Linked DNA regions of Homo sapiens: all the other regions are linked to region 2. Evidence: read pairs that join two places in POLR2A ChIA-PET (ENCODE). Cell type or tissue: HepG2. All regions are shown on one strand. Links, peaks and the distances in the headings refer to the core of each region. The heading gives the core; the rest is flanking DNA.

The links. Peaks named below come from ENCODE experiments on the same cell type or tissue, not always from the same donor. Only the 100,000 strongest peaks of a DNase experiment are listed, where the experiment ranks them.
Region 1: POLR2A ChIA-PET joins it to region 2 with 29 read pairs; 10 of 35 experiments call an interaction of 5 or more read pairs at or near these places.
Region 3: POLR2A ChIA-PET joins it to region 2 with 27 read pairs; 19 of 35 experiments call an interaction of 5 or more read pairs at or near these places.

What each region holds. Positions count from the first base shown.
Region 1 is chr17:38,608,992-38,618,955 of GRCh38, forward strand. No RefSeq gene overlaps it. Among named protein-coding and RNA genes, the nearest start is that of SRCIN1, 8.0 kb to the left of the region's middle. RefSeq lists an enhancer at 167-837. In HepG2, for the core only: no CTCF peak of the experiment used is centred there; DNase peaks (open chromatin) are centred at 4,430 and 5,230.
Region 2 is chr17:38,553,090-38,563,053 of GRCh38, forward strand. It overlaps SRCIN1 (SRC kinase signaling inhibitor 1), which reads right to left. Exons shown (of 19, transcript NM_025248.3): 6 at 9,738-9,831; 7 at 8,374-9,239; 8 at 7,244-7,336; 9 at 6,965-7,008; 10 at 6,496-6,683; 11 at 5,138-5,313. Among named protein-coding and RNA genes, the nearest start is that of SRCIN1, 48 kb to the right of the region's middle. RefSeq lists enhancers at 7,981-8,534, 9,088-9,640, 9,641-9,964. In HepG2, for the core only: CTCF peaks have their summits at 5,199 (motif pointing right) and 6,551; DNase peaks (open chromatin) are centred at 5,212 and 6,482; H3K4me3 peaks cover 2,206 bases.
Region 3 is chr17:38,653,035-38,662,998 of GRCh38, forward strand. No RefSeq gene overlaps it. Among named protein-coding and RNA genes, the nearest start is that of EPOP, 17 kb to the right of the region's middle. RefSeq lists enhancers at 3,962-4,256, 5,672-6,171. In HepG2, for the core only: no CTCF peak of the experiment used is centred there; DNase peaks (open chromatin) are centred at 2,827, 4,157, 4,597 and 6,597; H3K4me3 peaks cover 756 bases.

The DNA.
Region 1 (9,964 bases), core at 2,464-7,463, 55 kb after region 2:
AGAGAGGTTATGGGGGTGCACCCTAGAGGAGAGAATTCTCAGCCCTGCCTCTCCTTCCCCAAGATGCAATAGGAACAGGGGTTGCATCTGGACAAACATCTGGGCAGGCAAAGGGAGATGGGCCTTGGGGTGGGCAGAGAAGGGCATCTGGGCCTCTAGGAGAAGGCACAGGGAAAAGGTGACGTGGAAATAATGGCTGGGACACCCCAAACTGGTCACTCTGCTGCTTTGGAGCACCCCCAGCCCAGTATCCTTGAGAAAGCCCCCGGTCCATGGGGCTGTTGTCTGGCCAGGCATTTCATGAGACCCCAAGGAACCATCCACATTCCACTAAGGGTGGCCTGCAGACAGTGAGGGCCTGGGGACCTGGTCCTATTCTGGGTCAAGTAACCAGGGGCAGTGACCTAGCACCTGGGGCACAAGAGGGGTGGGGGAGGAGCCAAGGAGGAGGAGGGTGCTTCCCGCTGCCCCAGGCCTGCTTCTGGGGCTTTCTGAACACAGCCTGGTCTCCCAGAGCCCCTAAGCCTCCCTTCTCACATTCCTCACCCTCCTGCTCCTCCTCCCACTCCATAGGAGAGGAGTGAGTGGCAGTAAATTTCTAAAGACCCTCCCCGCTTCCCTGCTTGTTATTGTAATGAATGCTAATGATGCTCCCTAACTGATGCCCTCATTAGCACATCAAACCCGCTTTCTGAAGAATGGAGACAGAAAGTGGAGGCAGGTTCTCTGGGGTCGGAGCCGTAGCCAGCCTCCTCCAGAGAACCTTATCCCGTTGCTTCTGGCAGGGAGGGACCAGCGTAGGGGCTTGGAGTGAAAAGCCGAGGTGTTCCCCTCCCAGTGGGAATTTCCTGAGCACAAGGCTGTCTTCCCTGTCAGATGGCAAGGGTTCCATCTGTCCCATCAGACTGGGAGCTCCTTGAGTCAGGCACCTTGCCCCCCTCATTAAGCCAGGGCTCCCCCTGTGGTAGGGCAGTGGCTCTGAAAGTAATTGGAAAAGCCCAGTTGCCTGGAGGGCATGTTAAACCAGCGATTGCTCCCCTCCCCTCAAGGTCTCAGATTCAACAGATTTGAGGAGGGGCCTGAGAATTCGCATTTCTTTTTTCTTTTCTTTTCTCTTTTTTTTTGAGATAGAATCTCACTCTGTCACCCAGGCTGGAGTTCAGTGGCTCGATCTCGGCTCACTGCAACCTCTGCCTCCCGGGCTGAAGCGATTCTCCTGCCTCAGTCTCCCGAGTAGCTGGGATTATAGGCACCCACCACAATGCCCAGCTAATTTTTGTATTTTTAGTAGAGACCGGGTTTCACCATGTTGGCCAGGCTGGTCTCGAACTCCTGACCTCAGGTGATCCACCCGCCTCAGCATCCCAAAGTGCTGGGATTATAGGCGTGAGCCACCGTGCCCGGCCCCACCCTGACAATTCTTTTTTTTTTTTTGAGATGGAGTTTCACTTTTGTTGCCCAAACTGGAGACCGGAACTGGATCCCTGATCCCCTGCTGTGTGCCAGGTCCATGCTCGGTGCTGCTGATGCCAGTGGATCTCCTTTCTCTGTAGGAGGGGAGAATAACCGCAAGGGAGAGGGTTCCTAGCACCCACCTCACTCTGGGTGACCTCCCAGGGCCTAAGTGGGGAGAGGGGCTTGTGGCTACAGTCCATAAGCATGCCTGCAGCTCCCCACCTCCTCCCTTCCCACTTGGTCCCTTAGGCATAAGAATTGTCGGGATGGGGCCGGATGCGGTGCTCACCCCTGTAATCCCAGCACTTTGGGAAGCCCAGGCAGGCGGATCACCTGAGGTCAGAAGTTCGAGACCAGACCGGCTAATATGGTGAAACCCTGTTTCTACTAAAAATACAAAAAATTAGTTGGGCATGGTGTCAGGTGCCTGTAATCCCAACTACTTGGGAGGCTGAGGCAGGAGAATCACTTGAACCTGGGAGGCAGAGGTTGCAGTGAGCTGAGATCGCGCCATTGCACTCCAGCTTGGGCAACAAAAGTGAAACTCCATCTCAAAAAAAAAAAAAAAAAGGAATTGTCGGGGTGGGGCCGGGCGAGGTGGCTCATGCTAGGCGAGGTGGCTCACGCTGTAATCCCAGCACTTTGGGAGGCCAAGGCAGGTGGATCACCTGAGGTCAGGAGTTGAGACCAGCCTGGTCAACATGGAGAAACGCCATCTCTACTAAAAATACAAATATTAGCCGGGCGTGGTGGCACGCGCCTGTAAGCCTAGCTACTCGGGAGGCTGAGGCACGAGAATCACTTGAACTCAGGAGGCGGAGGTTACAGTGAGCCGAGATCACACCACTGCACTCCAGCCTGGGTGACAGAGCAAGACTTTTTCTCAAAAAACAAACAAACAAAAAAGAATTGCCCGGGTGGGTGGGTGAGTGAACTGCAACCTTAGTGCTCTAGTTGGGGGAGGAGGGAGACAGGAGACTGGAGCTGGAGTGAAGAGATGGAGGGTGAGGGGAGGGGGCAAACAGAATTGGGATGAAGAGAAGATGAGAGGTGGAGAAAAACAGAAGAAAAGGGAAGAAGAGGGGAAGCAGGAGGGAGGGAGGGGAGGAAAGAGAGAAGAAGAGAGGGAGGGATGTATGGAGAGATGGAAAGAGTGAAAGAAGGCCTTTGACAGGGAAAGGGAAAAGACAAGAAAGATGAGGCCAGGGCAGGGAGGAGGAGAAGGAAGGTACAGTCTGTATCTGTCCTTAACAGGACATATTATGAGCCACTGAGGCCCAGGTAGACCACAAGCCCAACTCCTGCAGGGCCACACCCAGCTTGACTTTAAGGCTCTAGATTTCACCATCTGATTCACATGTCTTGGGGAAAAAAATGGAAGACTCCTTCCACCTCCAGCTAGCTGCCTTCCCAGGCCTGCCAACCAGCCTTAGAAGACTGTGGTAGAAGGTGCAGGGCATGGAGCCGGTACTATCCTGATCCGTTTTACCCCTGCTAGCACCTAGTAACCATCTCCTTGCCTTCCAAGGTTATAGCAATCCCCTAGTTAATGATGAAAGTAGGAAGAACTCTCGTGCATTGCTGATGGGAATGTGAAATGGTTCAGCAGCTATGGAAAGCAGTTTGGCAGTTCTTTAAACATAGAATGACCCTATGATCCAACAGCCCAAATGTCCTTCAGTGGATGAATGGATACACAAATTGTGGTATATCCATACAATGGAATACTATTCATCCATAAAAAGGAATGAAGTACTAATACATGCTTCAACATGGATGAACCTCAAAAACATCATGCTGGCTGGGCACCGTGGCTCAGGCCTGTAATCCCAGTGCTATGAGAGGCCAAGGCAGGATAATTCCTTGAGGCCAGGCGTTCGAGGCCAGCCTGGGCAATGTAGCAAGCCCCTATCTTTACAAAAAAATCCCCAGTCCCCACCAAAATATCATGTTAAGTGAAAGAAGCCAGTCATTAAAAGTCATATATTGTGTGATTCCATTTATATGAAATATTCAGAATAGGTAAATCCACAGAGATTTGCCTGGAGAGACGGGAGAACAGGGAGCAACTGTTAATGGGTATGAGGTTTCCATTTGGGATGATGAAAACGTGCTGGAACTATATAGAGTTGATGGTTGCACAGTATTATGAAAGCACTAAATGCCACTGAGTTGTTCACTTTATAATGGTTAGTTTTATTAATATACTATGCAAATCTCGCCTCAGAAAACAAAGTAATAATGAAAGTAGGAGTCTGCCAGGGAATTCAATGAGTAGAACCATCTGAAAAGTTCAGCTTATCTTCTTTGGAACAAAAGAGCTTGTGCCCACATGAGTCACAGCCTTTCCCGGTGTGCTGGAACACTGGGCACTGCTCTGAGGACTCTCAGAGGATGCTCGTAGGACCTTGAGATGTTTTCTGGCCCCAGGCTGCTCCCCGAAGCCTCTTCCTCTGCCTAGCCCTCACTCCATGGGGGCCTCCCTTTCAGGTTCCTGCCTCCCAAGCAGGTGGCAGACAGTTGATCTGTGCTTCGCATCTTCAGCTAACATCGTGCCATCTGCCCCAGTGGCAGGTCCACCCCTCTCTGATCCTTTGCTCCGAACATAGCCTTCAAAGCCCTCTAGTTTTCTTTACCACAATTTTTTTTTTTTTTTTAGTAAGTGCAGTGATGCGATCTTGGCTCACTGCAACCTCTGCCTCCCGAGTTCAAGTGATTCTCCTGCCTCAGCCTCCTGAGTAACTGGGATTACAGGCACGTGCCACCACGCCCGGCTAATTTTTGTATTTTTAGTAGAGATGGGGTTTCACCACGTTGGCCAGGCTGGTCTTGAACTCCTGACCTCAAGTGATCTGCCCACTTCGACCTCCCAAAGTGCTGGGAGTACAGGCCTACCACAGATTGTTTTCATCACCCCTTAAGTGAACCTCCTGCTCTCTGGAATCTCACATTCCCCACAGCACTCTCCCCACATGCCAGGCCCTGGGCTGCCTGCTCAGGGTGCAGCAGAGTGGGGAGGAGTTCCAGGGTGAATCAGGCTGTTCACTGCTCCTCCCTGCTCCAAAGCTTCCTATAGCCCCTTCTGCTCAAAGATCTTCCATGGCTCCCCATTCTCACACCAAGGGATTATAGGAACCTGAACCCTTTGAGGTCCTAACAAGAATTTTGCATTCTCTGTAAATAAATAAATGTGCCCATGTACAAGAAATGAGTGGGCCTCTTTGACCTCTGCAGCCCATCCAAGGACCTCTAAGGCAGAGCTACTCAAAGTGTGGTCCATAGACCAGTGCCAGCCACTGGTTCACAAGAATACAGAAATGGAGAGTAAGCACTGAGAAACCTTTATAGCGATTGCCTGTACATCTAGGCACATGACCACTTTTACTGTATTTTACAAAAATATGGGTATGCAATCAATTGGAAATTTTTTTAAAAGGCGGGGGTAGTCCTTCATTACAGAGTTTGAGAAACACTACCCTAAGGACCCTTTCACTGCTGACCTACTCAATAAATTCAGGCTGGCATTCCAGGCCCTCCACGACCCCATCCTCTAATCTTTCCAGCCTTATTTCTGGCTACCTCCCACAACACACACACACCCACACACACACACACACAATCTTCCCTTCACACTCCATGTCTTTGCCTATACTGTTCCCCTCCCCCATGGGGTTGTCCTTTCCTTCCTCTGCACCTGTTGACACCTGATTCTGGCCTCAAAGCCCAGCTCAAATTCCATTTCCTCAGTAAAGCCTTTCCAAATTCCACCCCCTTCCTTCCTTACACACATAAGCAAACACACAAACATATTCTAGCTGAACTTTGCACTCCCCTGGGCTTTCCTAACACCCATGTAGCTTTCTTTGTGGCCGTCTGTCTCTTCCTAGCCAAGGCAGAGCTGTGGTCCTCTCTGCCGGTGCCTCCTGGCCTCTCCCGCTCTGGGATGTCCAGCACCTCGCTGCATGGATTCTGGGCATTGCTATCCTGATTTGTACCCCACTCCCCTGGCCTCTCCTGTGGTTGCTCCTTTGTGTCCACCCATCTTCTGTGCTGGCCCCTCTGAGCTCCCCTCAGCAAGGACTCCATCCCACTCCCTGCCCCACTCCTGACTTCACCTCATCACCTGGGAGATCCGACCCTCTCAGCAATAACTGCTGGTATATGACTGGGACCAAAAATTAGTGACATCTTGACATGTTAAGAACTGTAAAAAAAGGCTGGGTGCGGTGGCTCACACCTGTAATCCCAACACTTTGGGAGGCTGAGGTAGGCAGATCATGAAATCAAGAGATCCAGACCATCCTGGCCAACATGGTGAAACCCCATCTCCATTAAAAATACAAAAATTAGTTGGGCGTGGTGGCGCGTACCTGTAGTCCCAGCTACTTAGGAGGTTGAGGCAGGGGAATCGCTTGAACCTGAGAGGCAGAGGTTGCATTAAGCATTGAGCCGAGATTGCGCCACTGCACTCCAGCCTGGCAACAGAGCGAGACTCCGTCTCAAAAAACAAAAACAAAACGAAAAAAAAAACACTGTAAAAAAATACTGGCAGGGCGTGGTGGCTCATGCCTGTAATCCCAGCACTTTGGGAGGCCGAGGCAGGCAGATGCTTGAGCCCAGGAGTTCCAGATCAGCCTGGGCAACGTGGCAAAACCCTGTCTCTCTCTTTTTTTTTTGAGACAGAGTCTTGCTCTGTCACCCAGGCTGGAGTGCAGTAGCACAATCTCAGCTCACTGCAACCTCTGCCTCCCGGTTTCGAGCGATTCTCCTGCCTCAACCTCCTGAGTAGCTGGGATTACAGGCATGTGCCACCACGCCCGGCTAATTTTTGTATTTTTAGTAGAGACGGGGTTTCACCATGTTGGTCAGGCTGGTCTTGAACTCCTGACCTCGTGATCCACCCACCTGGGCCTCCCAAAGTGCTGGGATTACAGATGTGAGCGACTGCACCCGGCCAACGCTGTCTCTATTAAAAATACAAAAAATTAGTTGGGCATGGTGGCACATGCCTGTAGTCCCAGCTACCCAGGAGGCTGAGGTGGGAGGATCACTTGAGCCTGGGAGGCAGAGGTTGCAGTGAGCCGAGATCATGCCACTGCACTCTAGCCTAGACGACAGACTGAGACTATCAAGAAAAAAAGGAAAGAAAAAAGAAAGTAAAATAATACATTTTGCTTATTTTTTATTTTATTTTATTTTTTGAGACAGTGTTGCTCTGTCGCCCAGGCTGGAGTGCAATGTCCCAATCTTGGCTCACTGCGACCTCCACCTCCCAGGTTCAAGTGATTCTCCTGCCTCAGCTTCCTGAGTAACTGGGATGACAGGTGCCCACCACTACACCCAGCTAATTTTTGTATTTTTAGTAGAGATGGTTTCACCACATTGGCCAGGCTGGTCTCAAACTCCTGATCTCAGGTGATCCAACCGCTTTGGCCTTCCAAAGTGCTGGGATTACAGACCTGAGCCACTGCGCCAAGCCCATAAGTGTTTCAAATGAATCATTATTTCTAGTTTTGCCCTGATTAGTGGATCCATAGCAACCAATCTTCCTCGATTTGGCCACATTTTTCTATTTATGCGAATTAGCCAGGTGTGATGGTGCACACCCGTAGTCCCAGCTATTCAAGGGGCTGAGACAGTAGGGTCACTTGAGCCCAGGAGGTGGACACTGCAGTGAGCCATGATTACACCACTGCACTCCAGCCTGGGCAATAGAGTGCGACCTTGTCTCAAAAAAAAAAAAAAAAAAAAAAAAAAAAGAAGAAGAAGAAGAAGGAAGAAGAAGCAGTTCAGCTTCATCAGAGTTAGAAAAATGCCTCAAGAATTCTGCCCACCTTGAGAAAGAGAGGGAAGGAGGGCATGTTTCATCTGAAAAGGGAGAAACTAAAATAATGATCACCGTGTGTGTGAAGGAGGAGACAAGCCAGGGAACACTCTAGGGGTTTCATGTCAGCAAGAGAGACTGAAATTAGCTCTGAGTGTGAACCTCCTGGCAGTGCAGGAGGGATGATGAAGGCCTGGCACCAGGGGGAGGATGCTGGGTGACTTCCTATTCAGAGATCATTCAACCAGGATTAAGGGTGGAGGCCCAGCCAGGCCTGCTGGGAGGCAGAGGACCGGAGCAGGTGACCACTTAAGCTGCCATGCAAGGGCAGAGCCTCGCCGACAGGGAGAGGCTGAGAAACGGATTATTAAGGCAGGGTCCAGAGCTTTAGAGTCTTCAAAGCAACCCCATAATCAAGGCTTCAAGGAGGCAAGCCAGGATTACGAATAACCTGTTTTCCTGATGAGAAAACTGAAGCCCAGAGAAGTTAAGAAACTTGTTTGAGGCCTCACAGGTGAGCCAGGACTTGAGCCCAGACCCTCAGTTCTTCAGTCCAGTGAGATGACCCCCACTGCCCTGCCTCTTGGGGCCAGAAGCTTCCCAGATAGGACCCAGGCCTCCTTTCTTGGTGGCTCTGTGAACTTCCTTAGGCCTTCTGCACCCCCACACCCCCATGCCACCCTCTCCACCAACACCCCAGCCACACAGCCCCAGAACAGGGCAGGGACCGCGGGGAGAGGCTGCAAATCCCTCTCCTAACAACTGAACTGAGGGAGGAAGGAGGTGGGAACAGGTCCCAAACTTCCATCTCACTTGTCCTCGCCCGTCTCCGTCTCAGACTCTCGTGATAGGAAAGTAGGCCAGTTTGGAATATGTCACGGATATTTTCAACAACCCCATCTGTACTATAGCTTCGCACACAGCCTACCGGGGTGGAGCCAGAGGCTTCCTGCCGGATGAGGAATACACCTGCTACCTCTGGGGCTCAGAGCCCAGATGGGGGCTGGGGACGTACACAGGGGACTCTGAAGGGCCAGGCATCCAGCAGTCAGGGTAGGGCGGGACAGGAGACCAGCTGTGTCTGTCCTCTTCCCAGAGCAGCGGGAGCAGAACAGCTGGGACCTACAGACACCATTCCACTGCCCTGCGACAGTGTGCCCTCCCAGCCTGTGGGTGGGGCACTGAGGAAGGAGCAATCAGTCCTCAGGGAAAGGGATCTGGAAAAGCTTTATGACAGAGGTGGCTGACATCTGAGTTGGGCCTTGAAAGCAAAGCAGGGTTTTGCTGAGTGGAAAAGAGGAGGAGGGTGTCTCTGGCCAAGGGAGAATGTTGAGAAAGCTGGGGCCAGCGCGCCGGGGCCAGCGTGCGGGAGCTGGTATGGCTTGGGGGTAGAGGGCTGCCCAGGGAGTGGCAGCAGGAGAGGCTGGGAGGTGGCAGGCTAGCGTTGGAGGAGCTGTGAATGGTGGATGCCCAGCTAAGGAGCTTCAGGTGGGCCCTGCAGGTGCCCACGGAGGCTTTTAAGTGATGTGATTCAGGAAGAACATGTAGCTATGGGCAGGAAGGAGTCAACTTGGGAGGGGCAGGGATGCAGAGGTTGAGTGAGTGTCCCTTCTGGACACCAGACACCCTGACCACATCCTTCTCCAGTCCACTAGCAGGGTAACCTCTCCTGACTGGGGAGAGAGGCCAATGTAAGAAATAAATTCCTTGTAAAAGTATTAGTGACAGCCAGGTGAGGTGGCTCACGCCTGTGATCCCAGCACTCTGGGAGGCCAAGGCGGGCAGATGACTTGAGCCCAGGAATTTGAGAACAGCCTGGACAACATAGCAAAATCCCATCTCTACAAAATAAAATGCAAGAATTAGCCAGGCATGGTGGTCTCAGCTACTCGGGAGGCTGAGGTGGGGGTATCACTTGAGCCCAAGAGGCCAAGGCTGCAGTGAACCATGATCATACCACTGCACTCTAGCCTGAGCAACAGAGCAAGACCCTGTCTTAAAAAAAAAAAAAGAGAGAGAGAGAGAGAGAGATAGAGATGATAGAGGCTTACTAGCTCAAGGGGACCAAGGTCAGGTCAGGGATGCATTTCAGGGGATTCACCTGGAAAGGCTGGCCCAGGGGACACCCACATGCTTTTGTTTACTAAGCACCACCTGCTATAGGCACTTGGCAGCATGGCCTTATTTAACCTTACAACAAGGCCAAGTGGTGCACATGCTTCCCTCCTTTCTATTGATGTGGAAACAGAAGCTCAGGAAGTTCGGGTCCCATCCCCAAAGTCCCACAGTTTGTAAGTGGCATAAGAATTTGGATCCATGTGTCTCCAGAGCCCAGTACATTCCCTTCATCTCTTTTTTGTTTGTTTGTTTGTTTTTGAGACGGAGTCTTGCTCTGTTGCCCAGGCTGGAGTGCAGTGGCACAATCTCGGCGCACGGCAAGCTCCGCCTCCCAGGTTCACGCCATTTTCCTGCCTCAGCCTCCCGAGTAGCTGGGACTACAGGCGCCCGCCTCCATGCCCGGCTAATTTTTTGTATCTTTAGTGGAGACAGGGTTTCACCATGTTGGCCAGGATGGTCTCGATCTCCTGACCTTGTGATCCACCCGCCTCAGCCTCCCAAAGTGCTGGGATTACAGGTGTGAGCCACCGTGCCTGGCCCTATCCCCTTCATCTCTTACCACCTCCC
Region 2 (9,964 bases), core at 3,014-8,013:
ACAAAAAAATAAAATAATTAGCTGGATGTAGTGGCAGGTGCCTGTAGTCCCAGCTACTCGGGAGGCTAAGGCAGGGGGAATCACTTGAGCCCAGGAGGTTGAGGCTGCAGTGAGCCGTGATTGTGCCACTGCACTCTAGCCTGAGTGACAGAGGGAGACCTTGTCTCAAAAGCATACAAACATAAAAGCCAGCCATCAGGCCACATACTCAAGTAAAATCTGCAACGCCAAATCTCAGAGATGAGGAGACTTCAGAAGCGCTCCCTAAGAGGTGCCCTGCACCATCTGCCCCCTTGGAAGCTCTGACCCTCAGCAATATCTGCCCGAGTATCTCTCATTGTAACTTGCATCCCCTGATTCTATTCTGCCAAGGAAGCAGAGAGAACTTAGTTGCCTTTCAAAGAACCAGAGGCAGAGCACGTGCCCCCGGGGAGGTCTCTTGTCTCGGGGGAAACTGCCATGTCCATTGCCCTTCTCTCACATGATCCAGCCACACAGCCTCTTTCCTGAGGGCCAAAGCTGAGTTAGATTTTCAGCTACTATATGCTGAACTTGTGTCATTTGAGACCCTACATTCTTCTAAATTGTAAATCAGATCAGGTCTTCACTTGTGCCATTGAACGCTAAATGGATCCCATCATCCTGAGGCCTAACATCCAAACTTTTCAATGCAGCCAAGAAGGGCAGGAAGGTGGTAGTTGAAAACTTGGTTCTAGAGTCAGACTGATCCAAGCTCCAATCCTCACTCTGCCCTTGCCAGAGGAGAGATCTTGGGCAAGTTACCTAATATCTCTGGACTTCAACCTCCTCGTCCAAAAAATAGGGATGGTAAGAGCTCCCCGCTAGGCATGGTGGTTCAAGCCTATAACCTCAGCACTTTGGGAGGCCGAGGTGGGCTGATCACCTGAGGTCAGGGGTTCGAGACCAACTGGCCAATATGGCGAAACCCTGTCTTTACTAAATATACAAAAATTTGCTGGCCATGGTGGCGTGCGGCTGTAATCCCAGCTACTTGGGAGGCTGAGGCAGGAGAATCGCTTGAACCCAGGAGGCGGAGGTTGCAGTGGGCCGAGATCATGCCACTGCACTCCAGCCTGGGGAACAGAGTGGGACTCTGTCTCAAAAAAAAAAAAAAGAGTTCCCCCTTCATGGGGGCCATCAGGTGGATTGGATGAGCTAATGAAGACAGGAAAGCACGCGGCAAAGGGCTCAGTGCCTGGGAACTGCTCTTGTTTTCCGTGCTGCTGTAACCCTCATCTCATCTGGCTTCTGCTTAGAGCCCTTCAGACCTGCTCTGAGGTGCTACATGTGCTGTCCTCTCTGGCTCTTTATAATGCTGTTTTCTCTGCCTAGAATATTCCATTCACCCATACACATACAGGCACACACACGTGCTAACTCCCACTGATCCTCAGGTCTCAGTGGGAAGCTGTCCTCCAGCCCCTCCCCTTGCGGCTGTTGGGTCTGCTTCCTGCCCTCCAAACCGCTGAAGCTCCTGTTGGCTGGGTTGTGCAGCCTTCTGGACTACTAACCCCAGGCAGGCAAAGACCATGTCTTCCAGATTCATCTCCGGTTTCTAGCACCTGGCATGGTGCCTGGTGCAGAGTAGATGTCTGGGAAATAATTGTGGAATGAATGAACAAGGGAGAGAAGGAACTGCTGCCCAGGTAAGTCATCTCAGTTCTGTACTTGAGTCGCTGACATCCCTGACTCACATGCGGGACTTTATATATATTCCTGTCAAATCCCATTGTTGGATTTCAGCTCAATCCAGGGGCAAACAACTTTTGAATTTCAGTTCTACCATCCAACAGATTTGCTCCCCCTTAAAGCTCTGTGTCATCAGCAAATCTTATCAGCACGCCTTACACATCTTCATCCAACTAGCAGGTGAAAAGACAGACTGGGTTGAAGTCAAGGGCAAAAGCTTGTGACTCAGCAACACTACCAGTTAAAGAGCTATCCTGTATTACGCACTTACTGTATGCCAGGTGCCACACTCAGGCCTTGGCTTTCATTACTTTAATTAACCCTCAAAACAAATCCTGGAGGTGGGAACAGTTATTATCTCCAGCTTATACACAGACAAACAGTGGCTCAGAGCCTAGACTACACATCCCAGCCTCCCTTGCAATGATAAGTGGCCATTTAACTGAAGTCTACCCAATGGAAGATGAGTGGAAGGGATACATGCTGCTTCCAGACCTGGCTCACAAAAACCTCCCATGTAAGGTCCTCCATGCTCCTTTCTCCTTTTCCATTGGTTGGAAACTCTCTGGGTGATCTTGGAAAACACATGTTGAAGACGGCAGAACCTCCATCAGCCTGGGTCCCTGAATGACTGCATGGAGAAGAGCCACCCGCCTAACCCACCCAATACTGTTCCATGAGAAAGATATGTTTATTACTTTTGAATTATTAAACAATTTGGGAGCTTATTTGTTATAGGAAGCTACCCTAATTAATTAGCTATCCTAAGACTCTGGCATTTTAAAAAAAGGAAAAAAAGATATTCAGATATTCAAAGAGATTAACTAGTTAGTTCAAGGTCATACAGCTATTTTGCAGCAAAGCGGGATCTACTCACATCTGACATCAGCCATTGGTTCTGCTGCATCTCATTTTCACACTAGACCAACATCAGCCACGCTGCCCCCAATCCATACACTGTCCTAGCCCAGCCCTCGCTCTACCACATGGGAAAGAACAATTCCCCTGCTCATATGTGTAACACCTGACTGGTCCAGGCTGTGCCAGTTTTATAAAATGGTCACTCCCAAACATCACTCAGAGGGGGAAGAGACTCTCATGTAAAGGACTCAAATAAGCTTCCAGGAGATGACAACACTGCAATTCTTAGGCAGGAGAGACTAGGCCTCCCTAAGCTCAATCGGCAACTTGATGTTCTGATCACCCAATCTGCCAAAGTTGGGGGGCCTCTAACCTGGGCAAGCTCTGCAAATGAGTCCCAGGCCAGCTAGTCTAGACACTGGATTAAAATGTGGCTAGGCTTTCCAAGCCCAGGTTTAGTCCTGGAGGGGTCAAGAGGGGAGAGTCAAAATGGAACCAGCTAAATAATTTATGGGGCCCAATGCAAAATGAAAATGTTACCTCTAGTTTAAAAATTATTAAGAATTTCAAGATGGCAACAGCAGAGCATTACACCAAGCATGGGGCCCTTCCAAGCATGGGGCTCCGCGTGACCGCACACGTGGCATACCTACAAAGCTGGACCTGGGTTAGGCAAAGGTAGATTCCAGGACCTAAAAGGTCTCAGTCAGCAGAGGCTGCACCTAAAGGCAGTGCCCAGACAGACCTTAAGTGCTGGGCTAGATGGGCAGGTGAGTGAGTCAAGTTGAATGAAACAGAACCAGTTTTAACTTCCAGCAAGTTGCCAGGAAAGAGGAAGTGGTATAGCAAATTGGAGCAAGAGTAAGCGTAAGCTCCTGGAGTAACCACGAGCTACAGCCAGAGTGTGGGGCAGGGGGGCTGCAGGGTTAAAGCCTGGGAAGGCTATGGGAGCTGGGCAGGGAGGGCCTTCATGGCCAGGTTGGAGCCCAGTATCTGCCCAACCCAGAAGAAGCAGGAGTCCCCTTTCAGGAGGATGGAGAATCCTGCCAGAAACAGTAATGCAGGTCCCAAGCTCTCTGAGTAATGGGTTTGATAATGGGGCAGGGGTTGGGGAGTCTGTGTTCCTGGAGAACCAAGGCCTTCAGGGAGCCAAGGACCAAACACTTATAATGACGGTAGCATAAATCTCTCCTTTCGTATCTTCTGGCTCTGTGCTTTTAGATCTCCTTTAATTTTCCTTTAATGTCTCGGTAAAGTTGCTTTTGAAAATTCCAACCCCCCTCCTCTGGGCTGAATGAAAAGGGACAAGGAAAGGATAGAAAATCTGGAGAAATGGAATTCCCTGGGTGAGGAGAGATGACACCTGCCAGTCTGCTTGGAGATCTGGCTGGAGTCCTCACTAAGTTATCACACCTAGAGTGATGGGGTGGCCCCTTACCCTATTTCAGCCACATGGTGTCATGGGAATTGTTGCCTTGGGCCTTGCTAAAATGCACATGTACCACCAGGCTATGTGGGCCTCAGGCTGAGGAGCAGCAACCCATCTCAAGGAGCCCGTCGCAAGAGGCTCATTTATGACTTAGTGAGGAAGCTGGGCTCCAAGGAGCAGCCTCTCCTGGCTCCCGGAGTCACTGGCCAGTACAACTCAACCCCTTGTTGAAAAGAGAGGTGAAAAACTTAATGCTGGGTACAGATGAGGACACTGGGGCACAGAGAGGGGCAGGAACTGCCCTGATCACTCAGCCTCTCAGTGCTGGCACTGGACTCCAGGTCCCCTAGTGCCCTGTGTCACCAAGAGAGGGCCCAAAGGAAGGAGCAGGGCCTCTGTCTCAGATCCTTATCACTGGCGAGGGAAAGCAGGGTGGGTGCTCACTCCCTGAATGGACACTGAAAGGCAGCGTCTCCCTTCAAAGGTGCCAGACAATGGAATGGTTGGCCAGACAGCCATTTGCTAAATTTGGATCAGAAGACTGTCTTCTGTTAACCCCTCCATGCCTAAGCATGCGGAGGCACAGTGTTCGCGATTCCTCCTTCCTTCTGAAAACACTACAGCCCTGTTCCAGCTGCACTAGGAAGGAAGGTGGGTTTTCCTTGGCTATATCTGGACTCAGAGATCAGGGAATCGGATCTCCAATGATGGCTGGTCAGCGCCAGGCTGGAGCAGTGACGGCACCTGAACGCTGCACCTGAACTCACTACCCAAGGGTCACTTTGCACGGGTCACAGGCCAAAATGAAAGTAGGCAGAGGGCAGAGGGAAATCAGGCAGCTGGCCACATGACAGTGAAGCTGCAGGCCACAGGAAGCCTGAGTGTGGATCATTATGAAGCAAGACCATAGCAAAAGCAGGCATCAAGCCAGAAAAAAGAAATCAGGAATAATGCCAGCCGGTCAAAAGTTTGTGGGTCACAGTGAAATCAGGCCAGAGGAGAATGAAATCAGGCTTCAGAACAGACCAACGCCACCTGTGACTCAGAGGGAAGGGAGCTGCGCCTCCCAGGGAAACCAGGTTGCGGGTCACTCCAGCCGCACCCCCACCCCTCCCTCCGCCGCGGGCCCAGCCTCACTTGAGCTGCTGGGTAATAAGCTCCTCGTCGTTGAGATAGCGCAGCCGTTCCTCTTCCACCAGGGTGCGCTGCCGCTGCAGCGGGTCCTCCTGCCGCCGCGCCGCCTCCGACACGCGCATGCTCAGCTCTGCCTCCGTGCGCTTCAGCAGCGCGCGCACCGACTCCTGGTTCTGTAGCTGCGGGACGCACGGACGGATGGACCCGGGTGGGGGGAGCGGAGCCGCGAGGCAGGGGAAGGGCCGGGAGAAGGCGGGTAGAGGACTGCCCAATCCAGGGCGGGGCTCTGCAGAAGAAGCGGCTGCTTGGCTCCGCCTCAGGCAGCAGCGAAGGGGTGGGATGGCGAAGGGCAGGGGCGGGATGGCGAAGGGCAGGGGCAGAGGGCTAAGTTCTGGGGAAGAACAGAGGCAGGAGGAGAACGGATGGGGATCGTGGAGAGGGGAGCGTTAAAATGGGCCATGCAAAGGGGGAGCTGCATGGCTGTGGCCGCGAGCAGGGGTGGTATTGCAGGGGGAGGAGGGCAAGGTTAAGTTCTGGGGAATATGAGGCAGGAGAAGGGGTTGGGAATATTTGCGGGACAGGGTGTAGCCCTATGTAGGTCCCTGCCGACAGTGCGGCCGCATGGCTATGGCTTCCATCATCCCGGAATGGGGACGGGACTGGAATGAAGGACTCAAGCGCTGGCATTTGATAGAGCTTCTATGGCTGGGACAGGAAGACTAAGTTGATGATCGATCCAACCCTGTTCCAAGCCTGAATGGCGGGGGTGGGCAAGATCTTACCCGTTGCCCAGATGGCAATTCTCTGCCCCCTCCCCAGCCTGTCTCTGCTAATTATCCTCACCTGACGGCCCCTGGGCCTGCTTGAGGAGCGGACTCGGCGATGCCAAGCTCCTGACAGGTGGGACCATCTGCCAAGCAGGGCCGGGGAGACTGTTGGGGCTCAGGAGGGAGGAGCTGAGAGGACTTGGGGGAAGGGCTCTCGCTGACTCAGGGAAAGGGATGCAGGGCAGGAAGGAACTGGAACTGCCCCGAGGGATACTGACGACGGAGGGGCTCAGTGGGTGACTGGGGCTCCAGGAGGGCGATGGGGACTCAGGGAAGGAGAAGGAGGGCTCAATGAGGGGGTCACGGGCGAGGGATAAGGCCTTGGTGAGGAAGTGGAGGTTCAGCGAGGGAGCGGAAGCTCAAGAAAGGGGAAGGGGAGAAAGGGTTCGGAGAGAGGCCAGTGAGCGGCGAAGGACTCGGGCGTGGAAGCTCTGGGAAAAGGATGAGGTAGTAGGGGATGGGGCGGGACTTGCGGCAAGGGACTTCTACCAGTAGGTGGGCGTTGGTGGGGCGGGGCCCAGGACGGGGCGGTACCTGGAGCTTGCGCAACTGCTGGAGCTGGCCGCGCAAGTCACTGGCGCTGTTCTGCAGGCCTCGCAGGTGAAGCTGCATCTGCAGCCGGCTAACGGCGGTAGGCTGACCTGCGGGGGTGCTGCTGGCCGAGGGCGGGGGCGGGCCGGACACCGGGGTGGCCCCGCTGCTCCGGCCGCCTGACCCACAGGCTGCAGAGGACCACGAGGATGGGAGAAAGTGAACAAACTGTGAGCCTGGGAAGGACTGGGCTGGGACAAAGTCCTCCCTACTCTCCGACCCCACACAGTAGCCAGAGAAGCCCGTGGCTCTACCTGCCCCAAGTGGTCAGCCCTAACGGTGGGGACCAAAGTGCCAGGAAAAAGACCTCTTGGGCTAAGGCCAGTGATGTAGCTATTGCTTAATCCCCACTTTATAGATTAGAAAACAGGCTCGGAGAGAACAAGGATGGGGGAGGGGGAGGTTCACTCACGTGCTGAGGGGGTGGCTGCTCCATTGGAGCCTTCAATCTTCTCGCTGTGGCACAGGGAAAAAAGCCATCAGGGGGTCCAGGCCAGCCCCAGACCTTCAGAGCTGGGTGGAACCTTGGATGTCATCTCCTCCAGCTCTCCGATCTCAGGATGGAGTCCCAGAGAAGGGAAGGGATTCACCCAGGGTCACCCAGTGAGACACTGGCAGAGCCGATGCCCATTTCCCCTTCCTCCTGCTCCACCCCTAGGCCCTGGCAGTGGTGTTGGGAGAGGGGCCTCACCTGGGGGTCTCAGGCTCAGAGCCTCGCAGTAAGGCGCTCTGCACCAGGCCTGTGAGGCTGGCAATCTGCTTCTCCATGGCCTCCATGCGCTCCCTGGGGAGGAAGGGGGTCTGGGCAACCTCGCCTCTGAGCATAGGGTCTCTCCTGCCCAGCCCCCCATTCCTAAGATTGGTAACCAGAAGAAACACCGTCCCATCCCTGGCTGCCAAAACACAGACAACGCAAAGGGCCCCAATGCCTAAGGATCAAGCCCACAGCCTCCCATCTCACCTTTCATTCCCTCCCTAAAGGCTGCACGCTGATCTCTCCATGCCTGGCAATGCTTTCCCCTGCCTGCTCTGCCTTTCTCCTGACCCCTCCCCCAAACCATTCCACAGACCCCAGGGGCCCCGAGGAACGCCTCCTTCCATACCACCCAAGGGAAGTGGAGGTATGCTGAGTGTCTCCCCACTAGACCAGGACAGGAACTGGGTTTGCTCAGCTTGGCATTGACAGTACCCTGTGCAGCGCCTGCCACACAGGCCACGTAAGAGCTGTGTGAAGGCCAATGGCTTCTCTTCACTGCTCAGCAGCGCTGCCTGAGGGTGCAGATTACCTACTGCCCTGGTTACCTCCTCCAGCCCTGCACCCTTAGGAGGGGACTGAGCGATGGGCAGGGGCTCCTCAGCCTGGAGGCTAGGTACCCGAATGTGCTCCTTTCCTCGTCACCATTTTTCAACAGCACCCTCCTCCCCAGTGGACTTCAGCTGTCCCGGTGCTGGACAGCTCTCACTGCTGCAAACTCTTAAGCTGGAAAGCCACTAAAAGTGGTTCAACCCCTCAATTTTACAGTTGGGGAAACCGAGGCTTAGAAAATGGATGCAAACCCAAGTCTCCAGAGTCCTCGTCTGGGGACCTCTCAACCACCCCCTCCAGTCTTGCGGATGGGAGGAAAATGGCAAGCTGGTCTCTCCAATGCCCTCTCTGCCACATCCAAGATGCTCTCTGGCGACCCTTCAAGACTACTCAAGGTCTCCAAAGGACTCCAGGATCTCAGTCCAGGACACACACCTGCCACGGACTCTGCTGTGAACCCTCTCCGCAGCGCACCCCCCACCCCCAGTCCCTGAGGCCTGGTTAACGTCCCTCACCTGGTCTCCGTGTCCTTGGCTGGCACTGGCGGCCCGAACCCAACCAGCGAGCGTTCCCCAGGCCCAGGGAAGAGCTCCGAAGGGGGAGCTCCGGCCGTCGAGGCGCTCCCCGCGCTGCGGGTCTTCCCTCCAGGACTCTCGGCAAAGACGGACGAGGAGCCCGAGTCCTTGCGGAAGGACTGGCGCACTGGCGAGCCGCGGCTGGGCGGCCCCGAGTAGGGGCTGTGCGGTGGCGGGGGACCTCCGGGGGGTGCTGCCACGTCGGCCAGCTTCTGCGGTGACGAAGGCGGCAGGCGGAAGCCGTAGCCGTCGCCGTACAGCGGGCCGCCGCCGCCCGCCGCCTTGTACAGGGAGTCCTCCAGATCGGACTGCAGCGCGGCGGCCGAGTAGGTGCTGAGCGAGCGCACCGAGCCGCGCTTGTAGAGGCCGCCGGCGCCCGGGTAGGCGAACGGGTCGCCGGCGGCCGCGGCCAGGCTCAGACGGCCCTCGTGCAGCAGCCCGTAGGGGTCAGCATAGAGGCCCTCGCCTTTCACCAGCACCATGCCGCCCGCCTTGCTCGCCAGGTCCTCGTCCGGCTTCACGTCGCGCCGCTCCAGGATGGCGCTGGGGCTGGGGCTGACGCCCTGGGCGGCCGGGGCGCCTCCCAGCCTCTCGGCCGCGTGGTGCACCGGGCTGCCGGCGTACGAAGGCGGGCGCCCCCCGGCGTACGATAGGCGCGAACGCGACGGCGAACCGGACTGCAGCCCGGACGGCAGCCCCGACGGCAGCCCGGGCGGCGGCGAGCCGGATGCCAGGTGCGGCGCTGGTGACAGGTTGTTGAGGCGCCGCGTGGGCGAGGACTCCCGCGATGCGTACACCATCTCTCTCTGCGCAGAAGACAGCCCGGAACCCCACGGGGCTGGTCACCAAGGACACCCCTGTCCCTTGCTTGAGGAGCCAGCATCTCCTCCCTGACGCTTAGGAAGTCCCTTCTGCTCTCTGCCCTCCCTCCATCCTGCTGCGTCTAGGGTCCCTTTCCCATCAGGGTTCCTAGCATGGAGGAAAAGGTGGCCGATGAAGAGGCACCAGAGGGGTAACCCTCAGCTCAGCTACCGTGAGGGGTGGGAAGTAGAAGGGGAAGGGGTGGCTCCGGCTCCTGAGAGAGGGCTTAGAATATCTGGAGGCAAGTTAGCAAAATCCCGAGTGGACAGGCCCGGAATGGAGGGGAAAGTGGCAGGTGGGACAGGGGCTCTTCCCTAACCCCTCAGCCCCTATGCTGTCTTCTCCAAAGCTGGCCCTGGTTCCAGATGACAACTGCCCAGACCCTGCTCCCCTGGACCCCATGTGCCCAGCCTCCCCAATGCCCTGGGCATGCCCAGCCATACCCGGAGGTCCCCGTTGGTGAGATGTGAGCCAGGGAAGGCAGCGTAGAGGGGCTCCTTTCTGTAGATCTTGATAATACTGCGGTCCTGGATGTCCCTGGGAGAGGCGGGGAGACGGGGGTCACCACCCATCCCCCAGCTGTGCACAATGAGAAGGGATGGCTACTCCAGGCCTAGAGAAGAGGGGTGGCCAGAGGCACCGGGAGCCCCATCTCAGGCTGCCTGCACAC
Region 3 (9,964 bases), core at 2,703-7,702, 100 kb after region 2:
GACTACAGGTGCGTGCCACCACGCTGGGCCTTTTTTTTTTTTTTTTTTTTTGAGACGGAGTCTTGTTCTTGTTGCCCAGGCTGGAGTGCAATAGTGCAATCTTGGCTCACTGCAACCTCCGCCTCCTGGGTTTAAGCGACTCTCCTGCTTCAGCCTCCCGAGTAGCTGGGATGACAGGCGCCTGCCACCACCCCTGGCTAATTTTTGTATTTTTAATAGAGATGGAGTTTTGCCATGTTGCCCAGGCTGGACTCAAACACTTGGCCTCAGGTGATCCACCTGCCCCAGCTTCCCAAAATGCTGGGTTTACAGGCATGGGCTACCATGCCCGGCCATGTGTCTTTTGACTTTAAAGGAGCAGCTTGCAAATCATATTCAAAGCAGTATGCATATGAGATGTAAATTGCATCAGAAATGAGCATCTGGTATTTTTGAGTCAATAGCTCAGGCACTTTTGGGAGGGCCCTCCCCAGCTTTCTCCCAGGGTTGCCTGGGGTCAGGATCCCTTGCAAGACCTATTAACTAAACTTGAGATGTAGCATGTGCCTCTGCCAAACCCAGCTCTGGATAGAAAGGGGAGTGCTGCTGACCATGTCAAGGTGGGTTCTTTATTCTCACATTTGTCTGACAAATACTTGTAAAGCACCTGCTGAGCATAAGGTGCTCAGGCAGATGCAGTAGACAAGCAGGAAAGTCATTATTTCTAACTTTTAGGAACATACCCTCTACTCGGGGAAATAAATAAATACAGTAAAGACTCCAGTATTGTCTAGAGTCTAGACCAGGCTTTCTCAACCTCAGTGCTATTGATATTTGGAGCTGGGTAATTCTTTGTTGAAGGGGGTTTTCCGGAGCATCGTAAGATACTTAGCAGCGTCCCTGAGCTCTACCCATTAGATACCATTAGCAACTCCTGAGTTGTGACAACCAAAAATGTTCCCAGACATTGCCAAATGTGGGGAGGGAGGGCAAAATCCCCCCAGTTAAGAACCACTGCTCAAGACCCTAAGGCTATGAGCTTTTCATACAGACCCAGCGGGCTGAGGACTTGCCTTCAAGGATGCACGTTGTTCCATATTTTTGTATTTTAACCACTATGGAAGGTGCTCTTCTCAAATTTATCATGTAATTCTTTTCCTTGAAGCCCAGACCTGCCCCGCAACCACAGCATGCGCTATAATTCCATCCAGATCCCGGAGATTCTTGAGGACCAATCAACGTTGCCCCCAGATGGAATGGCCCCAGCCTGCAGAGCCTGTCAGGTCTGCAGTCTGCTCTTTCTGCTCTTCAGCATCTCTCTACCTCCTCTTTCCCTGTCATCCAATTGGCCCTGTGGGACTGCTCGTTATATTCTTATCGACTCTGGCCCCCATTCCCTTTAATTGGCAGCTTCGAGGAGTTAAGGAACTTAGTTTTGCAGATCAGTGTTTTTCTAACTGTGCCCCGCCAAGCACTGGGAATCCCCAGGGCCCTCTCAGAAGCCCCCGTAGGATGTAGTGGGGTAGGAGGAGGAGGAGGAGCTTCCGGGAGGCTGGAGGAGTGGAGGCGGCAGGTCGCCCTGCCCCAGCCCTCAGTGGCCCCACAGCAGCTTGGCTGTTCTTGGTTTTGTTTCTCTCTGCTTCTGCATGATATCTTTGAACAAAAAGTCCCAAGTGTACAAAAAGTCCCGAAAGGCGTTCGCAAACCACTGACCTAGATGGAGGGAATTGTGAGGAGCAGAGGGCACCCTCTTATAAAATGCCTGTACTTCGGTGCAGGGTTTGGTGGTGTCGGCGGTTTGGAGGCCCTTTAAGCTTCCTAACTCCTTGTCACTGGTGGATGGTGGGGTGCCGGCAGGAGGGCATCCCTTTACATAGGGGCTCATTGCTGTATGGATGTGGGCAGAGAACGAACAGGAGAGGGAGACTGAACTCCTGGCTTCCACATCAGGCACAAACCCCAGGACGTGAAGATCCCTAACTGCCTCCCCTCCGGCCCCCAAATAGCAGAACAGAGAGTAATCGCACTGCAGTGGCAGTGGAAAGAGCTGAAGCTAGACGCCGGGAAGAACTTCCCAACTTGGCACCTGGGGGAGGAGCAGCTGGGAGCAAATGTGGAACTGTCTGAGGTAGGAGGAGGTCCCCTTTGCAGGCTGAGAGATAATCACATACATCCTCCCACTCACACCCCCTTCGTCTGCTCCTGCCCCAACCAGGGCTGACTCCAGAAATTCTGCACAGATAAACCTCCAGGCCCTGAAACTCAGCAAGGGGTGGGGAGAGTGGGACCTGGGGCCATGCCCCCTCTGTTGCTAAGAAGCCCTTTCTGGGTGAGCGTGGTGGCTCACACCTATAATCCCAGCACTTTGGGAGGCCCAGGCAGGTGGATCATTTGAGGTCAGGAGTTCAAAACCAGCCTGAACAACATGGTAAATCCCCATCTCTACAAAAAAAAAAAAACTATATATATATATATATACCCACACACACAAAAATTAGCCAGCGTGGTGGCACGCCTGTAATCCCAGCTACTCGGGAGGCTGAGGCACAAGAATTGCTTGAACCCGGGAGGCAGAGGTTGCATTGAGCCAAGACTGCGCCACTGTACTCCAGCCTTGGTGACAGAGCGAGACTCCATCTCAAAAAAAAAAAAAAAAAAAAGAATCCCTTTCTGTCTGACCCCCACCAGACGGCAGCAGAATTGTGTGGAGAGCTTGTTCCCGAGGGACCTGGGGGATGGAGCAGGCAATCCCTTCTCCCTCTGACCTCCAGGCCCCACTGAGCCCTCTGGACACAAGCACAATCAGGCACTTCATGCCTGGCAAGGGTCAGAATGAAAGGCCTGTGTCTGTCTGCTCCCCGCCTCCCTTTCTCCATCTTCAGATAATTCCATCTGCCCTTGGGCCAGAGCCTCATCTTTCTCCCTCCTTTCCCCCTCCTGCCCGCTGAGTTATTTACAAATATCTGGGAACAGAAGGGATTTCTTCAGTGCTCTGTAGTGCCTGCCACTGACTCAGGTCTCTAACATGCTGGGGGGCAGCGAGGGTAAAGATGCTTGTGGTCCTCTCCTGTCACCCACAGGAACCCAAAGAGCTCAATACACTGGGCGCAGTGGCTCATGCCTGTAATCCTAGTATTTTGGGAGGCTGAGGTGGGAGGATCACCTGAGGTCAGGAGTTCAAGACCAGCCTGGCCGACATAATGAAACCCCATCTCTACAAAAATTAGCCAGGCGTGGTGGTACGTGCCTGTAATCCCAGCTACTTGGGAGGCTGAGGCAGGAGAATCACTTGAACTCAGGAAGTGGAGGCTGCAGTGAGCTGAGATAACACCACTGCACTCCAGTCTGGGCAACAGAGAGAGACTCCATCTCAGAAAAAAAAAAAAAAGGCTCATGCCTGTAATCCCAGCACTTTGGGAGGCCGAGGTGGGCGGATCAAGAGGTCAGGAGATCGAGACCAGCCTGGCCAACATGGTGAAACCCCATCTCTACTAAAAATAAAAAAAAATTAGCTGGGCACGGTGGCAGGTGCCTGTAGTCCCAGCTACTTGGGAGGCTGAGGCAGGAGAATGGCGTGAACCCGGGAGGCGGAGCTTGCAGTGAGCTGAGATCGCTCCAGCCTGGGTGACAGAGCGAGACTCCGTCTCAAAAAAAAAAAAAAAAAAAAAAAAGACCTTGGCCTTGGCTAGACACGGTGTAATCCCAGCACTTTGGGAGGTGAGGCCGAGGCGGGCGGATCACCTGATGTCAGGAGTTTGAGACCACTCTGGCCAAGATGGTGAAACCCCATCTGTACTGAAAATACAAAAATTAGCTGGGCATGGTGGTGAGTGCCTGTAATCCCAGCTACTCAGGAGGCTGAGGCAGAGAATTGCTTGAACCCGGGAAGTGGAGGTTGCAGTGAGCTGAGATGGCGCCACTGCACTCCAGCCGGGGCGACAAAGCAAGACTCTGTCTCAAAAAAAAAAAAAAAGAAAAAGAAGAGCTCAATGGCTCCCCAAGGTCACACCGTGGCAGCCCATTTTCTGTTTCCCACTCTGTTCTCCTACATGGTTTGTCCCGGGTACAGGGTGAACCAGGAAGAGGATGAGTTACCGCCATTTCCCCATGGAGTCAAAGGGCTTCTTCCTCCTGGAAAATCCCCGGACACGGAAGTGACTAAGACCTAGTGGAGCTGCTGAACCTAAAAAGTAAGTTCAAATTCGGGGCCCCTCCTTCTGATAGCCATGTGGCCCAAAGAAGGGAAGCTGTCCGTGCAGCTGGGGGAGCTGATCTCCAACATGTTCTCCCCAAGCCCACCTCCTGCCACCCCACCCCAATGCTGAAGCCCAGACAAGCAGCCAGGAACTGGCGTCACCATCCCCAGTCCCGCAGACGCTCATCCCACCGCCACCACCCGTGAGCAACCATTCCGGGGCCTGACATTCTGTCGGCTTCACACCACCTCCCGGAGCCCCAGCCAGAAGCACTTCCTGGATAAAATATTAAACATGCAAATCTGAGACAGAGCCTTAACGAGCGACAGACTGCACGACCACAGCCTGGCAAACGAGACGCACGACGTCCGGGGGTGGGGGGGTGAGAGGTATATATAGATATAGACTTTGGATCTATCTGTGCAATGTGTGTGTAAGGCAGAGAACAGCAGGGATGGAAAAGTACCGCAGCAGCCTCCAGCTGGGGTGGCCTGAGGTGGCGGCAGGAGGCTGGCCGGGAGGGAGGGTCAAGAGGAGCCCCAGAGCCAGGCTCAGAGTGAGGGATGACAAAAGCCCTTTGTGCTTGGATTCTGTGCAGGGGGTGCCAGACACGCTGGGCAGGGGAATGGGCATTGGTTTTGGAGAAGGAAGTTGGTTAGAGGCAAGGCCTCCGAGTGGAAGAAAAGAAGGGGAGACAGAGGAGAGGCATAGACCTGTGTGGCAGGAGTAGGGGTGTCTAGAGGGAGAACACCTCCACTCACATGGGGCACGGGGCGGGGGGGGGGTGTCTCTTGTCACCACACTGGCCCAGGTGTCATGGAGCTCACGTGGAATTAGGTCAGCAAGGTTCCTGCCTTGATTCAGGTCAGCATGCATTTGATGATGGCGCTTCTTAAACTTGTACATGTGCCAGGATCGTCTAGGATCTTGTTGGTAAATGCAATTCCGATTAGGGAGGCCTGGAGTGGGGCCTAAGAGTCTGCATTACTAGCAAGACTCAGGTGATGCCAGTGCTGCTGGCCTCCCGGCCCCCATAAAGTGGCGAGGGACTACAAGGAGCTAGAGCAACACGGAGCTCCCTTTGGCTCAGGCGAACACAGGACCCACAAGAGTCCAGAGTGGGATCAGAGGCTGAGCCCAAAGGCGTCTGGCCTAAGGGGAGGTCCACGGTGCTGATCAAGATGGTGTCTGTCCACAGTGTCCAGCCTGTCATGGAATTAGAACTATAGGACACCTAACTTGGCCCAAACCAACACAGAACCCAGCCCAGGGTGTCAGGGAGCCTGTAGCAGCCCACACTGAGACAGGGCTCACAGGGCCTGGAGTGACATGGAGCCTGGTGGGGTGGGACTGAATGATAGGGCGCCCATGTTGCTTCAGGAAATCACAGAGCCCACAGGGATTAGACTGAAGTGGTGCCCGTTTTGGTCCAGAGTGACATGGAACCCACAGTGGCCACAGGGGTCTGGACTGACTTGGAACTCAGAAAGGACTAACAGAGGTGATGGCCACATTTGCTCAGGGTGACATAGAGCTCATCAGGACTTGGACCAACTGGACCAACCAGGCACCCAACACAGAGCCCCAGACATGACAGGGGGCTCTCCGTGCAAACTCCAGGTTGCAGAAGACAGGAAGGGAGGGTCCGGAGGAGGCTGGGAGAGGAGAGGAGCAGGTGCCGGGGAGCAAGGCTGCTCTGTGGCTGCTGTGAGCCTGCCTGCCGTGGGCTGAGTGCTACTTGGCTGGGCCCCAGAGAGGAGGTGCTGCTGCTGCAAGGCTCAGATGGAGGAGGAAGTGGGAAGCTGGAGGCAGGGTGGGCGCGAGGCTGGGGTGGGGAGAGCACTTCCTCCCCCAAAGAGGCTTGGCACGGGGGCTGGCCCACTGCCCATGTGGATCCTGGCATTTACACTCCCCGCTCCCATTATACACAGGCGATGCGGTGGGTTATGGGTCTGGGACTTACGGACCTCAGATCAAGGAGCATTCAGCGCTGGGGGAACAGACAAACCGATGTCTCCCTGAATGGAGCACTCAGGGTCCAGAGGAGGAAGGGTTCTCCCTCCTGGCACTGGAGGTCCTTTTGATGCAGCCAGGTCCCTAGGCAGAGTGCCCTGGCCCTATTGTGTCCTTGCCCAGAGGAATGCAGAAAACAATGCAGGCTGCCCCTTCCCACATCCCTGGCAAGATCTAGAAATAGGTGCCCACACCTTCGTCTTAACTAAACCCAGCCCTCCCTCCCGCTTCTGGTCAGATGCCTCTCAGTCCTTGTCCCTACCAAGGGGAGAAGCCCCTCAGAGGCTACCTGCAGCTTCTCTTTATGCCAAGGTTAATGTAGAGGAGGAAGGGATGGAGGGAGGGGCATTACTATGAATTTATTTTTTGAGACAAGGTCTTGCTGTCTCACCCAGACCAAAGTGCATCAGCACAATCATAGCTCACTGCAGCCTTGATCTCTTGGGCTCAAGCAATCCTCCCCGTTCAGCCTCCTGAGTAGCTGAGCTGGGACTACAAGCACAAGCCACCACACCTAGCCAATTTTTAAAAATTTTTTGGGCCAGGCGCGGTGGCTTACGCCTGTAATCCCAGCACTTTGGGAGGCCGAGGCGGGCAGATCACAAGGTCAGGAAATCGAGACCATCCTGGCTAACACGATGAAACCCTGTCTCTACTAAAAATACAAAAAATTAGCCGGGTGTGGTGGCGGGCGCCTGTAGTCCCAGCTGCTGGGGAGGCTGAGGCAGGAGAATGGCGTGAACCCGGGAGGCGGAGCTTGCAGTGAGCCGAGATCCCGCCACTGCACTCCAGCCTGGGTGACAGAGCGAGACTCCATCTCAAAAAAAAAAAAAAATTGTTTACAGAGTCTCCCTATGTTTCCCAGGCTGGTCTCGAACTCCTGGCCTCAAGCAATCCTCCCACCTCTGCCTCCCAAAGTGCTAGAATTACAGGAGTGAGCCACTGCACCTGGCCAATTTGAATGGGGAGCTGGATGACGCTCCCCATCCAGCCTGGTACTGCTGAAGAATCCAACCCTAACTCCACTCCTGCCCACACATCTCCAGGCTGACCTAGTTTCTGTTTCAAGGCAGGGGGGACACATGTTACACACTCCTAGACACAGAGCTGTGCAGAGCCAAGAGATGCACACGCATGCACGTGGGATAGACGAATGCAGGAGATCGCACACTCGAGGCCGGTGCACACACATGCATATCCAGAGACTCCTTCCTGACTCACGAACAAACCCAAGGACCCCCTCCAGCAGACACACAGACAGAGCTCCCTGTTCACAGGGCCACACAGACACACATGGACCTCATAAGCCATAGGCGTGATTCCCCACAGGGGTTCCCTACTCTCTATCCAGCTCCTGCTCCCAGGTCCCCACTCTCTGGGGCACAAAAACAGCAAAGGCAGTCCTGCTGCCACACTACCAGGGCCATGGGATCAAGGATCACCGCAACCCTGGGAATGGATCCCCAGTCTCCCCTCTTCTCTCCATAAGCTCCTGTCTTTTGGAACTGCAGTGCTTATTTCCCCAGGACAAGTCTCTCTGTGGGAGGGACCAAGGGTGGAGGACACTTCACTTCCCTACTTCCCTTCTGGTTTTTTTGTTTGTTTTGAGACTGTCGCCCAGGCTGGATTGCAGTGGAGTGATCTCAGCTCACTGCAACCTCCGCCTCCTGGGTTAAGCGATTCTCCTGCCTCAGCCTTCCGAGTAGCTGGGACTATAGGAGTGCATCACCACGCCTGGCTACTTTTTGTATTTTTAATAGAGGCGGGGTTTTGCCATGTTGGCCAGGCTGTTCTCAAACTCCTGACCTCAGGTGATCCACCCACCTCGGCCTCTCAAAGTGATGGAATTACAGGCTTGAGCCACTGCACCCGGCCTTTTTTTTTTTTTTTTGAGATGGAGTCTCTCTGCCGCCCAGGCTGGAGTGCAGTGGCGCGATCTTGGCTCATTGTAACCTCTGCCTCCCGGATTCAAGTGATTCTCCCTCAGCCTCCCAAGTAGCTGGGATTACAGGTGCCCACCACCACCCCTGGCTAATTTTTGTATTTTTAGTAGAGATGGGGTTTCACTACGTTGGCCAGACTGGTCTTGAACTCCTGACCTCATGATCCACCCGCTTCGGCCTCCCAAAGTGTTTTTTTGTTTGTTTGTTTTTCTTTTTTTTTGAGATAAGTTCTCACTCTGTCACCCAGGCTGCGGTGCAGTGGTGCGATCATAGCTCACTACGGCCTCAAACTCCTGGGCTAAAGTGATCCTCTTGTCTCAGCCTCCTGAGTAGCTGGGACAATAGGCACATGCCACTGTGCCTGGCTAATTTTTTAATATATTTATTTATTTACTTTTATTTTTGGAGACAGGGTTTCGCTCTGTCTCTCTGGGTGGAGTGTGGTGGGGCAATCACAGCTCACTGAAGCCCTGACCTCCCAGGCTCAAGCAATCCTCTCACCTCAGACTCCCAAGCATCTGAGACTACAGGTATGCGTCACCACACCCGGCTAATTGCTTATTTTTTGTAGATAGGGGGACTCACTATATTGCCCAGGCTGGTCTCAAACTCCTGGCCTCAAGCAATCCTCCCTCCTTGGCCTCCCAGAATGCTGGGATTATAGGTGTGAGCCACTACACTCAGCCCCTCTTCTTCTTATTTTTGTTTTTTGTTTTTTGAGACGGAGTCTCGCCCTGTATCTAGGCTAGAGGGCAATGGCACAATCTCAGCTCACTGCAACCTCTGTCTCCTGGGTTCAAGCGATTCTCCTGCCTCAGCCTCCCAAGTAGCTGGGACTACAGGCACCTGCCACCGTGCCCAGCTAATTTTTTTTTATTTTTAGTAGAGATGGGGTTTCACCATGTTGGCCAGGCTGGTCTCAAACTCCTGACCTCAAGTGATCCACTCGCCTCGGCCTCCCAAAGTGCTGGGATTACAGGTGTGAGCCACCGTGCCCAGCCTGTCTCCAGGCTCTTGTGTCAGGTGTGTGTGCATGTGTGTTCATGTGTGCGTGCACGTGCGTGTGTGTGTGCATGTGCATAGGAGCAGGAGTCTGAGCCCGTTTGGGAACACGCTTGTCCATCCCTGTCCACCTGAGCTCTGGAGCCCAGCACCTGCCCTCCACAGAGGCCTTCCTCTCTTCTTTCCGGTGTCCCCAACCCCTCCCTCTCTCCTAACGCACTGTAATCGTGCTGGATCCTGGGTTCGTTCTAGAGCCTTCCTCATCTCTGCCCTTCCTCATCCAAGTTCCTCAAAAGAGATGCATGGGCTGGATCTGCTTCTTTCCCTCCCGTTTCATCCCTACTCCCCAGGAAGATCTCACTAGAGTCACTGGTGCCATCCTGCTTGCCAAGGCCAGTGGACCTTCCTCATCCTGTATCTGATCTTGTTTTTTTTTTTAAGACAGGATCTCACTCTGCCACCCAGGCTGGAGTGCAGTGGTGCAATCACTGCTCACTTCAACCTCCACCTCCCCAGGCTCAAGTGATCCTCCCACCTTGGCCTCTTAAGTAGCTGGGACTATGGCTTGCGCCACCACACCAGCTAATTTTTGTATTTTTAGTAGAGACGGGGTTTCACCATGTTGCCCAGGCTGGTCTCAAACTCCTGACCTCAAGTGCTCCACCCGCCTTGGCCTCCCAAAGTGCTGGGATTACAGGCATGATCCACCATGCCCGGCTCTATCCCATCTTTGTGTGACATTCCACCCTGTTTTCCTCCTTTCTTGATACTCTCCTCCTTTGATTATTGGATGAGTTAGGGTAAGTTGTGTTCGTTAGGCCAATATTTTAT